Linked DNA regions of Homo sapiens: region 1 is linked to region 2. Evidence: chromatin loops called from intact Hi-C (ENCODE). Cell type or tissue: gastrocnemius medialis. All regions are shown on one strand. Each heading gives the region's core, and the rest is flanking DNA. Links, peaks and the distances in the headings are about the cores only.

Region 1 (5,000 bases), core at 1-5,000, 69 kb before region 2:
CCATCAGATCTCATGAGAACTCACTATCTCATCTTCTCATGAGAAGAGCATAGGGGGAACCACCCCCATGATCAAACCACCTTCCACCAGGTTTCCCCCTCAACACATGGGGATTACAATTCAAGAGAGATTTGGGTGGGGACACAGAATCAAACCATATCAGACAGGAATGTAATCTAGTCATTAAACTTTAATTAGGTATAATTCACTGCAAAATGCAGTTCATTTTTAGGTCTTCCATCCTGGCAAACTAAGGAAGTACTGGTCAAAAAATGTCCATCAAAATCCAGAGCTGGATGGGACCTCATGATGTCATAGTTTAACCTTCCAGTTATTATTTGCTGTAAATGTTCAAGTCTAGGTTTATCACGATGAGTTCATAAGCTTACAGTGAACTTCTTTTAAAAAAATAGATGCTAGGAACAGGCTTTACAGCATAAGCTATATAAAAACCTATTCCATAGGCACACCCTCTTTCAGATGCTTTGGATGCAGTCTCAGATCTCTGTGTATTGAGATAAAACTTGGCAAGAGTAACTGTCAGATGCCTGAGTGAAGCAGCTCACTCCATCACCCTGGTTAATTTTAAAATTCATATGTGTACACCTACACATATGGCATTAACTAAAATACATTTTTCTTTCTGTCTTAGTCGGCTCAGGCTGCTATAACAAAATACCGTAGACTGGGTGACTTAAACAGCAAACATTCATTTTCTCACAGTTCTGGAGACGGGAAGTCCAAGATCAGGGTGTCAACATGGTCAGGGGCTAGGGAGGGTTCTCTTCCTGGCTTGCAGGCGGCTGCCTTCTTGCTGTGTGCTCACATGGTCTTTTCTCAGTTCATGCATGTGAAGAGAAGAAGAGATCTCTTTCTCTTCCTCTTCTCATGAATCCTCCAGTCCTGTTGGATTAGGACCCCATGCTTAGGATCTTATTTAACCTTAATTACCTCCTAAAAGCCCTATCTCCAAATATAGTTACTTTTGAGGTTACAGCTTCAACATATGACTTACGGGGACACAATTCAGTCCATAGCATTTCCGGTGAGGGTTATACATTTGCACAGCAACCTCAGTGACTCTTAAGCTCGTTTTACAGCTTATTATTGAAAGCCCTACGGCTTTCTTGGAACAGCTAGAAGTCTGAGTGTTTCCGAGGGGTATTCTGAGCCCGTAATCTGACACACGGAGGTACGATGGGGTGGCGCGGCTCCGTGCTCATGCCAGTAGTGAGACATATGGAGGAAGCTGTTTTCATTGCATTTACAGATTGCTTCTTTTGTCAAATTTCTGTAAAAATAAAATCAAGTAAATCTAGCTAGTGAATACAATTCTAAGGTTAACTTAGGCATTTCCTTTGCTGCATTAACTCTTTAAGGCTTAGGAACCTCCACGCTGTAAATTCCTGCATTTCTTTATGCTCCAGGGAGTATCCTGATGTCAAGATGTAGCTCAAGGATACTTTGGCTTCTGATGCAAAGGTGGCTGGCTGAGTGGTACCATTGGGGAATGCTTATATGTTCAGCCATTGACCAAGCCTGCTGTCCTGTGGGGGGTGGTGATTGCATACTGTGGGCACCCCCCACCCGCCCTTTGAGCCTTATGAGGTAATAGCCTTTAGTAGGTGCCTTCACTCTTTGGTAGATCTTCATTTTGACACACATTTAAGGGCTTCTCATTGGATTCTGTTCCCTCACTTAAGAAGTCCTGAGCTGGGCTCTGCTTTTCCTTCACTAAGTACTGTATTGCACAAACCCAAGCCACCCAAGAGGGAAAGACCAGGGAAGACTAAAACATGCAGCCTTTCATAACAATTGGTCCAATCTCAGTTCCAAAACGAAAAGGGATGGCCACGATGGGATACTGTAAGCTCTCCAGTTTGATTTTTGAGCATATTTAAAGTTGATGCTCTCTGAGCTAATGTTGCTAGAGCCACGGTCCCTAATTGTGAATTTCATAAATGTGAGTGTTTCATTATGGTGTTTCCTGGGGCTGGCAAAAGTCCAGTAAGTGACGGGACGTTGGAAAGCAGACAGTTTGTTCACAAATGAGCATTCTCAGATTCTGCTGAAGAAGTTCTGTTGGACCTGCTTCTAATCTTTGCAGAAATGAGCAACTCTCCCCTGGCTGGGAGTGCCGTGGTACTGAGAGAGGTGGTGAGAAACCTGGAGGAAGCGCTTTTAAGTGGCATTCTACTCAGTTGTTTTTAAAGCGTTAGATTCAGCATTCACTGTAAGGAGCAATTAAAAACCCCTTTAAGATATGTTATTATCAAGCCCTCTCTCTTGTATGGAAGATAATGACAGGAGACCAGAAAAGGGGGAGGGGGCTGCTAATGTGTTAACTAGACTTTGACGAGCGAGAGAATTTTAGCTTTATTACTAAGTGGGGGAAAAAACACTTCCTTGGCTGGCTTCCTTCTAAAGTATCAGGTGTGGCATGCATATCAGGCCATTAGCCTGATCTCACAGGCTTAGCCCTATCTCACATTTAGCTATGCCAGGAAAGCTATGAAGGAGGCATTTTCTAAGACAAGGGCAACAGCATTTCAGTCCTCATCAATTCTGTTGGAGGTTGGAGGTGCTCTTCTCTCAGGGAGAAACTTGCAGGAGGACTGTGCCTACCTCAGGAAGATAGTGGGGCACCCAAGGCAGTGAAGAGGGCAAACTCGGACTCCCTAAGGCAAATGTATGATCATAAATGAGAAGGGATTTCTTCATGACCGCATACAGAATTCTGTGTACAGAGTTTGAATCTTTTAGTTTATGAGTTACATGTTCAATAAGTTTATGTACTTCTCCCAGGCTCTTTGGTAGTCAGGTTCTGAAACAGAAGGACCAAACCCACACAGGTTGGCTTTGTCTCATAATCTTTCCATGAACAAGTAGTTTGAGAAGCCTCTTAAAGGGCTTCGGTGTGCATTAAGGGCTTGAGACCAACTAGGAATTTTTAAATGCACATAGGGTGACCGTAACTATTGTGTTATAGAACCCTCAAGAAAGAATTCTTCTTCAGTCACCAAATCGTGTGCGTCACAAATTTTTCCACCTCAAGACCTCCCTGAAGCTTTGCTCCCCTTCTCTCTGTCCTCACACACACATCACAAAAAGCTCAGTGTCTGGCTAACCCGTGTTGCCATGGGAGGCGAGGGGGAAATGTAGGAGAGGCTGCAGGCTGCTTGGGGACACTGACCTCCTCATGTTGAAAAGGACAAAACACTTTCAAAGGAGAAGTAATATTATAATATATATTACTTTATGTTCCCTCATACTGTTTTTCATAAAGTACTCTCAATTAGAAAAGCCACTTGATAATATTTTTAAAGGTTGAACAAGATGGTTCTCTCATTTACAATCCCATTCCAATGTTACATAATTCAATTTATATTGATTTACTGTATAATTTCTATGCACTGTGCTATTTAATATGTTTATATTTATTGTACTATTCAACATATATGAACCCAGGAGTTTAATATAGAATTATCTCTGCAGTCATTTCTAGAATGGGACCTAATTTGAGAACTGACTTAATTATGGCTAAGTAATGAAATCCAGCCCATGACTATACCACCGGAGTAGGCTCAATCCACATCAGCAAGATTCCTTTCCCTCTTCTGAGGGCTTGAAAATCCCCAAGTGAAACAAATAAACTATAGGTTGTTTATTTCTTCCCACAAATACTGTTTGTAACAATTCTGCCCCTCCTGTTGATTCATGAGAAAGGCTGGAACACAATCTTTGATTCTCTTACATTCTTTGGAAATTGATTATTTTGCAAGAATAAGTATTTATAGAACTTGGTGATTAGTTTTTGGTAAGTCATCACAAGAGTTAGTTAGGAGTAGAAGCCACACCCTAGCCACTCTCCCTCTGTATTTTCATATACCAGGTATGGTGCCCCCAAGAGCTTAGTCTCTGGGTGAGGAAACACAGGTACAACTAACTGCAATTTAGTTTTAAAAACAAAATGCCAAGGTGGTGCCTTAAACAATGTACCGTGCTAGCGCAGAGAAGAACATGATGAACCCTCAGGGTAAGATCAGAAAAAGAAAGGAGAGGGGGTCTGAAATTTGAGGAATGACTCCAGCTTTGGAGTAAGGGTAGAATTCTGGCTCTACTAATGTAGAATCATTTTCCAAAAAATATTTGGTAATGATTTTTAAATTTTCATTTCTATGTGAATTTGAACAAATGTCAGTAATTCTGTGCAATTCTATGCTTTTTAAAATTATAAACATTTCAATTGCATAATAACATAGAAAATAATGCATAATAACATAGAAAAAAATGCCCACTTATCCATTCCTAGCTTTGCTAAATTTTAGTATTTTGTAATAATTGCTTTTTTATTATTTTTTAAGAAAGGAAACATTACATTGTATTGAAGTCTCCCATGTTTCATTTCTTAATCAAATTCCCCTACCCCTCCCATCTTCCCCAGAGATATGTACTATCCTGAATTTGGTATTTTTTATGCATAAGCCTGTTTTCATACTTTGAAAATTTGTATATATCCATAACCAACATGTCATATTTTAATTTTTATACAGATGGTATCATATCATTTCTGCTCAACATCGTTTTTGAGATTTATTTATAATAGTACACAGATATCATTCATTCATGTTTGCTATACTGAATTTCACTGTTAGGAATATACAACATTGGCCAGGTACAGTGGCTCACACCTGTAATCCCAGCACTTTGGGAGGCCAAGGCGGGAGGATTGCTTGAGCCTAGGAGTTCAAGCCTGGGCAACATGGCAAAACCCCGTCTCTACAAAAAATACTTTTTGTAGAGAAATTAGCTGGGTGTGGTGGCAGATGCCTGTTGTTCCAGCTACTCAGGAGGCTGAGGTGGGAGGATCATTTGAACCTGGGAGGTTGAGACAGTGGTGAGCCATGATCGCACCACCGCACTTCAGCCTGGGCAACAGAGCAAGACCCTGTCTCAAAAGAAAGTGGTGGTGGTGGGGGGGGGGGATATATAACAGTTAA
Region 2 (12,787 bases), core at 3,823-8,822:
ATATATATATACACACACACACACACACACACAGTTTTTCACTATACTGTCACTCAAAACACTCAGTACTTCATTTCTGACCATTAAAATGTATGGGCTTTTTTTTCCCACATCAAGCAATTCTCTAATTCTCTGCAGATACCAACTGGGTGTCCTATAGTTCAATACAATCCTGATACCAATCCAAGTTAGCACAGACACCACAGGTTAAGGGTTCAGTCCCACCAGACTGCCCCCCACTTCAGATGCCAGTCATAAGAAGTAGGTCCCTATGTTACCCACAACTTCTGTTCCACTTGGCTACAAATCAGAAGTTCTCATGATCCTCCTCTTGGGTTCAATAATTTGCTACAGCTGCTTGCTCACAGACCCAAGAAAACAGTTTACTTACTAGATTACTGGTTGATTACAAAGGCTATATTAAAGGATACAACTGAACAGCCAGATACATAGAGCAAGGTATGGGAGATGTGGCATGGAGCTACATGCCCTCTCTGGGTGGACAGCCCTCCCAGCACCTCCAAGTGTTCAGCAACCAGGAAGCTCTGTGAACCCCAACCCTTTGAGTTTTTCTGGAGGCCTCATTACATAAGCATGATTGATCGTTGATCATTAATGATTAACTCAATCTCCCACCCCTTTTCCCTCCCCAGAGGTTGAGAGGTGGGGCTGAAAGTTGCAATCCTCTAATCACAAGGTTGGTTTCCCTGGCAACCAGCCTCCCATCCTTCAGGGCTTTCCAAAAGTCATCTCATTATTAAACTCAGGTGTGTTTGAAAGGAGCTTGTTATGAATAACAAAATATCTTTATTGCTATTATCAAGATTCCTGGCCAGAAACCAGATATGAAGATCAAAATATATATTTCCTATTACATCATAATATTACAATACACAACCCAAAGACCCACATACCACTAAAACAGGGAAATAAAAGAAGAGTTGGAAAGTGGGGAATGTACAGGCTATGTTTTTAATTATCTCCTTGGTAATATAAACACGTCAGAGACTGCTGTATATTTTGCTCATCTCTAGCTGGCCTAAGACTCTGGGAATCCTTAGCCAGTAGATGAGGAGGACATCTTTGTTTTACCATAATATTGTAAAAGTTCCAGAAGGGTGGGGACCATGTGTCTAACTGAACTCAGTAAAGCTGCTTAATAACTCATTAAATGAAAGGATAATAATAAAAAAAAATGTGTGCCTGTCCTCAGCAGTTGGGTTTCAAAGGACTGCAGCCACAAGGTCCATCTCACATGGCTTGGCCCCGGGAAGTGAGTGGGTGTGCTGGCGGCTGCACTTGAAGCTGGTTTTAATGATACCCTCCAACAACTGCATCCTTTGCTGATACAGCTGTTTCAATCTTGCAGCTGTTGTGCTCTTGCTTATATGTCACTGTTTAAAATGAGGATAGCAGGAAAAACTCTTGGGGCCACATATAGAACCCCCATGGGCAGAGTCCTCAAACTGGGATGTTCCGGAAGCAAGAGAGCCAAGGCTCTGTGTTATGCAGAAAGCCTGGGCTTCTGTGACCTCTGTGTATCAATCAGCCCAGATTCTAGACACTCTGTCCTGGATAGGGCCCCAGGATAGGCCCACTGGGCAAAGCACGAGCCGATAACTCAAACTGTTATCCGTGAACCTGACCAGGCGGGAGGGAGTCAGTGTGTGTAGTTTATAGGCCACAGCCATGAGGCCATATGTCTTTTACAGCCAGCTGGAGTGTCAGGCTGATCCCATGCTTGTCACCTGGCCCTTTTCTTCCCTGGCAAGTGACTGCTGATTCCTCTTGTAGGCCCTCCAGAATCTGGGACTATCAGTGCAGGTTGCAGGTTATGCTGTGCAAGGGTTTTTAGTTTCTTTATTTAGCCATGGAATCTCATCTCCCAACAAACTCTCAGGCCAAAGCCGGATATATAAAAACAGTTAGTTCTGGAAGTATTTGGCATGAAGTGGTAGTAGATGAACCAAAGCTGGCTATCTCTGCCACACCAAAATTCACTACACACACACACACACACACACACACACTCACAGACACTCATTGAGTTACCTCTATAGAATTCTTAGGACTCTAAGCAGAGGCAGTTAGAAAACCCCTGATAGTGCCATTTTTTTCATTTTTATAGATGAGAAAGCAACTCTAGGTCTTTCCTGCCTAATGTAGAAGCTACTAGTCCCAGGTAGCCACTGAGCATTTGAATGGCTAGTCTGAACCGGGGTGTGCTGTGGTTGTAAAACACATGCAGGATTTCAAAGACTTGGTACCAAAAAAAAAAGAATGTAAAAAATCTCATTAATACATTTTTTATTGAGGGCATGCTGAAGTAATAATAGTTTGGATAGATCAGGTCCAATAAAAAATACTATTAAAAGTAATCCCATTTGTTTTGTTTTACTTTTTAAAATATGACTATAAGAAAATTCAGAATTACGCAGTGGCGTACATTCATGACTTTCTAAATTATAATTGTATTGAACAGCAATGGTTTCTATTGTTTTGCTAAATGCCTTTTCAAGGCTATCTGGATCATTGGAGACAGGTCAGAACTCCTAACTAAGTGCTCTCTCCTTTCCACCATCCCCACATGATTCATTTACATGGAGAGGTAATTGACAGATAGAAGCTTACATTAACATCCTTGGGGAGTTTCCTTTAATTTAATGGGATAAGAGGAAAGAACTTGCAGACAAAGGTAAAGGTGGGGTAGGATTAGGCCCATGGATGATCTTCCTAATGACTTTTGTTATCTAGAGCATTGACTTAGAAGCACCAACTTAGAAACAAGAAGGGCTGAGTCTAGAGCCTTTGACAATTACTCTCTCTCCTTGCGTAAGTCACTAGACTTCCTGGGTCTCATTTTTCTTATCTGTAAAGTGAGGAGATAAGTTCACAGCACCCAAAGTCGTCTTCAGCTCTGGAATTCCATGACTCACCATTTTTGTCTTCACCCATATTCTTCAGTGCTAGCAAATACTTTTTGATATAGTGTTCCTGCATTTATTTCTTTTAACTTCTTGATCACCCTCTTCTCCTAAAACCCAACTTCAGCTAAGATAAGTAGGATTGGGAAGGGAAGATTATTTCGAAGACAACTGCAAGTCACTCCTCTTTACTCTTGACCCCAACAGCAGTGAAAGATGAGCTGTGTGCTCTTACCTCTAGCTCAGTAAAGGAGGACCAGGAGGAGGAAGACGGCAAGGAGGGAATGAAGGGGGAGGAAGCAGAGAGATGGGGAAAGAAGAGGAAAAAGATGAAGAAATAAGAAGAAAATGGGTTTTAGCAATGCATACCTGAAGGGATGATGAGCCTGGACTCTCTGGACTCCTAGATTATGAACTCCTGCAGTGGACCATGTCCTATTTTTTGGAGGCGTTGGGGGGAATTGTCTTACGCAGCACCCAAGCACACTGCTATGCAATGGACCACAGATAGGAAGCAAGCACTGCATTTGGCTCACTGAGTTTGTAGCCCCTGCCTTTTATAGCCAGCAAGTTGATAATAATTGTGAGAGTGAAGGCAGATGAAACACACAGTACTCAGAGTGAGATGTCAAACAACAAATTTACTGAGCTTTTTACCTTCCTTCTGAGCCCCTATGAAGCAGAAAACACCCAGACATTGTTTTAAGTTAGGGAGTTTCCAGCTTTGCAAGTGAACTCCCTGGCGGAGGGCCAGGCCTGCCGTCAGCTCGTGGGAGCGAGCAGCATTCTCGGGGTTGTGTTGGAAGTTCCAAGCGTATGATGCATTTATGGCAGGATGGAGCTGGTACCTATAGGTTTAGGGTTTAATTTTTGTTCTAGAACGTACTTCCTCTCTGAATTGCCGCATGTGCTGAGACGCTGGTTGTGCTGTTTCCTTCTGAAGCCCTCTCTGTTTTAAGTGTTGCCTCGAAAGGAATGATGAGGCGAGAAGCTTGTCTCAGGCCCCAACCACACCTGGCAGCCCTGAGGGGAGAGCAGTGTGAGGGGACATGGCTCTGTGGCCCACAGTAACCCATTGTCTTCCCTTCACGTGGGCTTCGCAGAGGGCAGAAGGGACTGGCACTGCTTTGAAAGGCAGTGTGAACTCAACCTCTCCCGCCCACACCAGGGACACCAACCTTTGGGGTTAGCTTAGCCAGCAACCAAAGAACATTTAATTAAAACATACTTTTTAGAAAGGAAGAAAAGAGGCCAACACAAAATAGCTATTTAAAATGCCAGATTTCTGGAAAATCAGAAGAGAGTAAAGCTGGAGCAAATTCTCCGGTGGTGGTGGTCAGGGGGTTGCAGTCAGGACTCCTTCAGGGCCATTATCCTGCTGCTTCTGGTGTCCAGTACCTGCCTCTCAGAAGACAGAACACAAAACCAAGCTCTACCAAAGCCAATAACCAAGTATCAAATACTGTGAATCAGGGTTCCTTTTGGAAGTGTCCACTGAGGCCCTCTCAGCCAGAACACAAAATTCATTTCCCTTAATATCCTGCAGGCATATGGATAAACTGCTCCTTTGGCAGTTTCTTAACTGAATGGGGGCTGATGGAGCCCAGCCAGGCTCCAGGTAAATGAGACTGTAAAGTGGGGCTCAAAGAAAATGTCCTCTGGGTTGCGCATGCTCTGTTGACACAGGGCTGGTTAAAATGTCCTGGAGTGGGAGGTCCAGGTCCAGGTCACTTCCTTACTAGTGCCTCAGGGAGACTCTCCCTTCTCACCAGGGCTTATGGTCCTTTGTATTTTTCTCACAGAACTGAGGATCCCAGCCCTCCCATCTCCATCCATGCTCAGGGATTGTAGTGGGGGAAGAAGGACCTCCCTTTCTGCGTGTCCCCTCACTTGTCTTCTGAGAGCTACCTGTAAAAGAGACAGGCTTTGAGCTACAAACAAAAGCCAAGCACTCCAAATCTAGGGAATTGCAGGGTCACCTTGTACATTACTCAACTTGGACTGCCGTAACAAAGTATTAATACAATAGACTGGGTGGCTTAAACAGCAGAAATTTATTTTCTCATGGTTCTAGATGTTAGAAGTCCAAGATCAAGGTGCTGGCAGAGTTGGTTTCTTTTGAAGCCTCTCTCCTCTGCTTGCAGATGGTTGTCTCTTCCCTTTATCTTCGCAGGGTCTTCCTTCTATGGTATCTTCTCTCTTTATAAGGACACCAATCGCCTTGGATTAGGGACCACCTTATGACCTCATTTTAACTCAATTACCCCTTCAAAGGCTCCGTCTTCAAATACATTTTGTAGTACTGTAACTCAAATGTGTAGTGCTGTAACTCAAATCTCTTCAAATATATTTTGTAGTACTGTACTCAACATGTGAGTTTTGGGAAGACACAATTCAGCCCATACACCATGTCTGTGACTTTCAAGAAGGCTGGGAACCATAGCAACACACCACATTTAAATCATCCAATAATGCCATTCCATTTCCTCTTCTTCCCCAAATGCCCCAGTTTTATTGGCCTTTCTGAGCTCCTTAGGCCAGTTTTCTCCAGGATTTCAGTTCTCTGTGGTGCTGAGGACATTCCCTGGAACATTTCCCTTGGGGACAGCAGCATTGCCAAGGTGGAGGCCAATGTGCTCCCTCACCCGCGACTCCTCCCTTGCTGGCCGTTCCCAGCTCAGCCAAAGCAGAAAGTGAGGCCCAGTTAGAGGGTTGTGGTCTTGCCCGAGGAGCCAGGGCTAGCAGACCTCCCAGTCCCCCAGGGGCAACGTTCAAAAAGATAGCCTTCTCCTCATCAGCTTGTACGTCCTGTTGTGTTTACAAGCAGGCCTTCTCTGCATGAAACAGGTTCCAGATAAGGATGTTCAGAATTTGTTTGGCTTCCCACCACTCCTGAAAAGTAATTGCCTGGTAGTGCAGGCTGGGAAAGAAGACAGGATTACTGAGCCCAGAGATGATCTCTTTTAACCCCTCTGTTTTTTTTTTTCAGATCAATTTAAAGTTACTTTTCCTACCCCTGAACCAGATCAACAACCATCCCCTTTACTCTGGGCTTTGCAATTCAACTCTATTTTCTATGATTGCAGTGCTGAGCTTATTAAACAAAAGCAGCTCTTGTGAATCCTCTCCCTAAGATGATCGTTCCTGGGTGGTCCTTCTTGGGTGGGTCCCTGGGCACAGAAACCCCAGGCCACGTTTCCTCCTCTGCTCAGCACGCTGGGCAGATTCTGCCTCCCGCAGCTCAGCTCTGGCTCATCAGGAGATAAGATCAGAGACACTACGGAAGGGCCAGGTTTTAACAAGGCAGAAAATACAAGCTATTCCAAACATGAGGCCTACTGTGCAAAAAACAAACCCCCTGGCTTTGGGGGCCCTCTCCTGGAGAGGGTTTCTCTGCTCATAAAGATTGGTATCAAGGGGTGAGGAGGGAGTCATGCCATCCCAGCAGGACCTCCAGTTGAGGGCTTCACTTTCAATTACCCAAGAGCAGCTGTAGACTGCTGCTTATGTAATGGGCTCTGCGCCTCCTTCTCGGGAGGAGGATGTGGAACCGTTTTGTGTTTGCTGAATAATGAGTCATGGTCAGAGTTAGGGAGCAGAAACAGTGACTCTCTCCCCTGCATTGCTTCATCCGGAACTTCTAGTAAAGAATGATAAGCCCTGAGTCAGTGCCCAGTGGGGCCTGCCCTGGAAGGGGAAGCACCACAGGAGGCTCTGAAATGCAGGCCCCACAGAGCCCACGCACCAGGCTGAAGGAGACTCTGGGGGCATTTGAAGCCCAGATGGGCTGCTTGCAAGAAGATTCACTGTTTATTTAGGCCTGTAGCTGAGCTGCCAGGGTTTTCCTATCTCGGGTAATCACAGCTCCTCCAGCCAGGATCCAGGAGTGTTGGGGTGAAGACTGAGGCTTCAAAATGAACAGAGCTTTCTCCAAACCTCATTTTAGCTCTAAGAAATGAAACAAGTCAGCCGTACACGGTGGCCCTGCTGTAATCCCAGCATTTTGGGAGGCTGAGGCGGGCGGATCACGAGGTCAGGAGTTTGAGACCAGACTGGCCAACATGGTGAAACACCATCTCTACTAAAGATACAAAAAAATTAGCCAGGCATGGTGGCGAGCGCCTATAATCCCAGCTACTCCGTAGGCTGAGGCAGGAGAATCACTTGAACCCAGGAGGCGGAGGTTGCAGTGAGTCAAGATTGCGCCATTGCACTCCAGCCTGGGTGACAGGGTGAGACTCCATCTTAAAAAAAAAAAAAAAGAAAGAACAAGTCTGAGGGGCGGGAGAAAGGGCACGTTTATATCAACTGAGAAGTCAAAAGGTTTGGTTTTAGCCAGAAAGGGAAAAAAAAGACACATTATTGCTCACATTCTGAGGTCAAACAAACAAACAAAACCCCTGAGAAAACAATATGAAGCCCTGTAAGAAAAGGCTTAATGGACCAGAAATTATTTGTTCCTCTTCATGTTTCTGAGAAATGTGGTTCAAACTTTATAGACTTTCCACATCAGCAAACAATTAATCATGGCTTGCACTCCCACCCCACCATGCTTTTCAACATACCTAGCAAGAAGCCACAGGCCATTTCTTGTCTTTCTGTAGCAAATCACAGACCAGATCTGGGTGCATAAGCGAGGTTTCCTATGGAGTTGGTGGGTTATTCTATGGTGGGTGCTGCAGGAAGTTCAGGGCAGCTTGCCTAATGCACAAGGAAGGGAACATTTCCTTCCCTGTGCAAGGCTTCAGGAGACTGACCCCTGCCTATGACAGCATAACACAAAGCTCAAGGTCAAACTGCCTGGGTTTGAATCCCAGCTCTGCTACGGGCCACCAGCTATGTGAGTCTGGCACACAACTGATTTCTCTGCTTGGATCCCTCATCTGTAAAATGAAGGCAACAAAAGCTGCTACCTCGTAGGGTGGTTGTGAAGACTAAAGTAAAACTTGTAAAGCATTTTGAGTGTTTTTCTTTTTCTCCATCATTATCTTTTAAGGTTAGCCTAATGTTCATCTCTAGTGACTTCTATCTAAAAATTTGTTAGTGAGACAGAATAGCATAAACAGGTCTTATGGCCAAGCAGATATGGCCTTTTTACAACTAGTAAAATTTTTCTTTAGAATTTTCATTTGCAAAATGGAGAAAATATAAATTTATAGTAAGGATTCGATAAAGTATATAAAGTCGTTTAGCTTAGAAAGTGCTCAATAAGCGGTACTTTGGTTATAATTCTCAATAGACCTGAATCTCTGCTCAAATAAGTTCCGTATTTCATTATCCCATGTAGCAAGATGAAATCCCAACACCCAGATCACAGACATCCCTTTAGAGTATTTCTACACATATTTATAATATAAAATTTCAGAGAGGAAGGACATTCATAAAATTCTAATTTAAAACAAAATCCTTAAGGCATCTAATTCTTAAGGCAAAACATTTTGTTGTTTGGTTGAGAAAAGGAAGGAGGAAAGATGAGGCAATTCTTTAGATTCTTTAAAGAAGGGCTCTTTCAGCTTGAGTTATATTGATTGACTTCCTGGCTTGAATCACTTCATGGTATTTTGTTCAACTCAGCTGACCATAGGAAGCAGATGACATACCTCCTCTGAGACTGGCTCTTTAGCACCAGATGGACAAGATAAGTGCTATAAGATGAGGGGCAGCCACATGGCTGACATCGTCATCGTCATCATCATCATCATCATCATCATATCATCCCATGTAGTGTCCACATGTAGGGAGGAGCACTTCTTGTGTGTTGAGCACAGCACTAAAGGACTTTACATATTAACTCAGTTTTATCCTTACAACAACCTTGTTGGCTTAATATTATTATCTCTATCTTTTTTATTTTTATTTATTTATTTATCTATTTAGAGACAGGGTCTCATTCTGTCACCCAGGCTGGAGTGCACTGGCATGATCATAGCTCACTGTAGCCTTGAACTCCTTGGCTCAAGCAATCCACCTGCCTCATTCTCCTGAGCTAGGACAATAGGCATGTGCCACCACATCTGGCTCTTTTTTGTTGTTGAGAAGGGCAGTGGGGGGTTCTTGCTATGTTGCCCAGGCTTGTCTCAAACTCCTGGCCTTAAGTTATCCTCCTGCATCGGCCTCCCAAAGTGCTGGGATTACAGGTGTGAGCCACCGCACCCAGGCTGTTTCCATCCTAAGAATGAGAAAATCATGTTCTTTAGAGTCTTTCAATCTGTTCATGGTTCTGCCGCTAAGTGGTACAGCAGGGGTGAGAATCCAGGATCCCAATCATGGAAGCTTTTTCCATTAGGCTTTATGGCCACTGCTGCTGAGGGTGGGGCCTTCCCGGAAGCCACTCTCACCCATGCCATTGTGGTTTATAAATCATGCTAAATGTCCCTGCTAAGCAGCCCAAGCTGACCTGCTGGGCTAGTGGCCCTGTCCCGGGAGCGCTCACAGGCAGTGTTGGGAGAGACTGCAACCATTGCTGACAGGCCGGAAGAGGCATTGCCATCCTCAGACTCTTGGTGCAACTGAGATGAACTTGACAGAAATGATTTGGTTCCACAGGAAAATATAATTCCCCCTAAGTTATTTTGTGGAGTCAGCGGTAAGGGAGGCAGGGGCGTCCCCAGTGTCTTGGTGCAGATATTGGTGCCCCCTGAGAGGGCAGACCTGATGGCCCGGACAAGTTTCCTTTCTTGAAACAACGTTAATTTGTCCAGTTTTGTGGCTTTTTTATGTGGAACAACATTAGCTCATCCAAGCTTGTGGTTTATTTGAAAACGAAATTCCGGTAAATCTTTCGCACCATCTGGCAGTGTGGTGATTGGCCGCGAGTTAGGAACAAGCCACTGAGCACACAAGAAAACAAAGCAGTGAAAACCCACCACCCCAAACAGAAAGGCTTTCTGTAAATTTTGTGCCTCAGCAACCCCACGGGGCTCTCTGAGGACGGGTCTCCCTGTGAGCAGAGCTGTAACCTGTCACTCTTGGGTGGGAATCTGTTTCCTTCAATAGCTAAGGCCTAGTGGAATTTCTTAGGGTAAGCTTTAGCCAGGGTCTTACATTCTTTCTTTAGACACAGATTAGCAAGGACCCTCTGAGGGCACATTCAGAGGATCTAGAAACCAACATGAGTGATCAGGAGAAAAGGGAAATTGAAACATCAGTGGTTGACTCTGGTGTGTGGAAAAATGAGTGGGCCTGAGTCCCCGAGGGACATAGAAGATGGCATTCTCACTTATCTGTCTGCCACACCCAAAAATCCTTCCCTGGTATTCATTGCACACATAATAAATGTTTATCCAGTGCCAGCTACATGCCTTGCACTGCTTTGGGCACAGGGGAGAGAACTATGAACAAGACAGTCAGAGCCCTTGCCTTTAAAGAGCTTATATCCTAATAGCATAGGCAATTTAAAACACATGATTTGAAATACTAATTTTGGCTGGGCACAATGGCTCATGCCTGTAATCCCAGCATTTTGAGAGGCTGAAGTGAGAGGATCGCTTGAGCTCAGGAGTTTGAGACCAGCCTGGGCAACAGAGTGGAACATTGTCTCTACAAAAAATGAAAAATTAGCTGGGCGTGGTGCCATGCACCTGTGATCCCAGCTACTCGGAAGGCTGAGGTGGGAGGATTGCCTGAAGCCAAGAATTTGAAGCCGTGATTATGCCACTGCACTCTAGCCTGGGTGACAGAGTGAGGTTCTGTCTCAAAAAAAAAACAAAAAACAAAACAATGTAATAATTTCAAATACGTTAAGTGCTATGCTGGGGACACACAAGGGGCTGAGGAGAATGAATGCAGGGAATGAGTGATCTTTAGCTAGATGGCTCAGGGAAGGCTCTTGGAGTCAGTGTTTCAGCAAAGAACCCATGTGAGATGCTGGTGACTGTGCAAGGTGTGGAAAGGCCTCTGTGCTGCAGGAACTGAAGGGCCAGCCTGAAGAGGTATGCAGAAGAAGGAAGAGTGCATGACAGGAGGAGGGGGAGGCAGGCAAGGGCCATGCTCACAAGGCTGTGAGAAGTCATTTCTCCCTTTCATGCAGGGGAAGGGCATGATCCAGCTCACATGAACAGAAAAGCACTTTGCCACTATGAGGAGGATGGATTGTAGGAGGCCAATAGTGGAAGCAGAGCAACCACTGAATAGGTTATCTCAGTTGTCCAGGCAAGAGACAATGGTGGCTTGAGTCAAAGGGATAGCAGCAGAGAGGGAGAGAAAAGACATTTGAGCTTGAATCAGGAGAATTTGCTGATGGGTTTGATATCAGGGAGTAAAGGAAGGGTTCCAATAAGTATGAAGCTGGTATTTGAAACCATGAGAACTGATGAGCTGACCTAGCTGATGGGAAGAGAAAAGCATTCCAGAAAAGAAATATGTGGGGTTTCTCACCCTGTGACCTGCATGGGCATCTGGGCAGGAGTACACACAGAGGCTGTAACCCACATCATGGGGGCCTCATGCACAGATGTTGGACACTTCAGCCCACTGGTACACAGCCCCCAACCCCTACCACCTGCCTCTCACAAAGCACTCATTGGCTATTACCCCAGGACGAACATGGGAAAAGGCATCAGGCAAGTCCTAGAATTTGGCCTTGAGCTTTTTGGGTGGAAATTACAGGGCCCCAGGACTCCAAAGAGTGGTCTAGAAGAGAGAGTGTGTAGACTGGGCAAGCGTGCCCCTCAAACCTGTGGGCTCCTCACTCATCTGGCTAGGATCAGAGCAGGCCAGGTCAGGGCAGAAACCTCCAAAGCATGAGACACGGGGCAGGGCCCTGGCTGCCAGATCTAAGGGAGGTACTGCGCTGGTTGTAGTTATCAGAGTAATCAAGGCCATTTCTCCAGGAAGCTGAGGTACAGGCCCTAGGAAGGGAGTGTGTGTAACTCGCCCTGCCAATCCCTAGACTACTGCTACAGATTACCCAAAGAACTAAGCGTAGAACTACATTTGATCCAGAAATCCCACTACTGGGTATCTACTTCTTGTCTTGAAAAAGAAATAATTATACCAGAAAGATGGCTGCACTCGTGTGTTTATCATAGCACTATTCTCAATAGCAAAGTCATGAAATCAACCTAAATGTCCATCAATGGATGACCAGATAAAGAAAATATGGCATATATACACAATGGCATACTATTAAACCATAAAGAGAATAAAATCATGTCTTTTGCAAAAACATGGATGGAACTGGAGGTCATTATTTTAAGTGAAACAGCTCATAAACAGGGTGACAAATACTACATGTTCTCATTTATGAGTGGGAGCTAAATAATGTGTACACAGGGATGTAGGGTGTAGAAGGATAGACACTGGAGACTTGGAAGGATAAGGGAGGGAGGTGAACGATGAGATATTCCTTAATGGATACAATGTATGTTATTCAGGTGATGGATATACTAAAAGCCCTGACTTTCCCATTACTCAATATATTCATGTAACAAAATTACACTTGTACCCCATGCATTTATACCGAAAAAAAAGATCCCTTACTACTTCTACAGTTTCTAATACATGGTCCCGCACCTAACTCCACCCTGACCATGTATGTCATAATGGGAGTTGGCACCCTTGCTGCACTTGCCAAAACTTATACTGGTGGGAAGAAGAAAAAATCTGAGATACAGACTTAGGTGAGATGAAAACCCCAGTTGCAGAGGCTACTTCAGCCAGGTTAGCCAGAAGATCTGAGGACAGGTTCCAATGGGCATCTGATGTGTGTTCGAACATCAGGTGTGGTTTTCATAGGTGCTGGGGAGAGGCCACCCCCCAGGCTGTGGTCAAGATGGGAATTCCAGACATGAGTGGTGTGCAGGGAAGTGTAGAGAAGCATAGCTTCTGTTGGTCTGTTCGTTCAAGGCTTGGATCCAGCCAGG

What was found. Hi-C counts contacts between places; a loop is a spot of excess contacts. Peaks named below come from ENCODE experiments on the same cell type or tissue, not always from the same donor. Only the 100,000 strongest peaks of a DNase experiment are listed, where the experiment ranks them.
Region 1: a loop joins it to region 2, with 4 times the contacts of the local background. A loop is called at or near these places in 16 of 110 quality-filtered maps.

The regions. Positions count from the first base shown.
Region 1 is chr12:26,203,045-26,208,044 of GRCh38, forward strand. The region is part of intron 1 of SSPN (sarcospan); the gene reads left to right. Among named protein-coding and RNA genes, the nearest start is that of SSPN, 10 kb to the left of the region's middle. In gastrocnemius medialis, for the core only: no CTCF peak of the experiment used is centred there; a DNase peak (open chromatin) is centred at 2,017.
Region 2 is chr12:26,268,370-26,281,156 of GRCh38, forward strand. The region is part of intron 1 of LOC105369705 (a long non-coding RNA gene); the gene reads left to right. It overlaps LOC105369704 (a long non-coding RNA gene), which reads right to left and starts at 7,686. Exons shown (of 2, transcript NR_188068.1): 1 at 7,490-7,686; 2 at 4,960-5,123. It overlaps SSPN-AS1 (SSPN antisense RNA 1), which reads right to left and starts at 3,458. Exons shown (of 4, transcript NR_187469.1): 1 at 3,294-3,458. RefSeq lists enhancers at 3,600-3,819, 6,359-6,798, 6,819-6,868. In gastrocnemius medialis, for the core only: no CTCF peak of the experiment used is centred there; a DNase peak (open chromatin) is centred at 6,532; H3K27ac peaks cover 1,487 bases.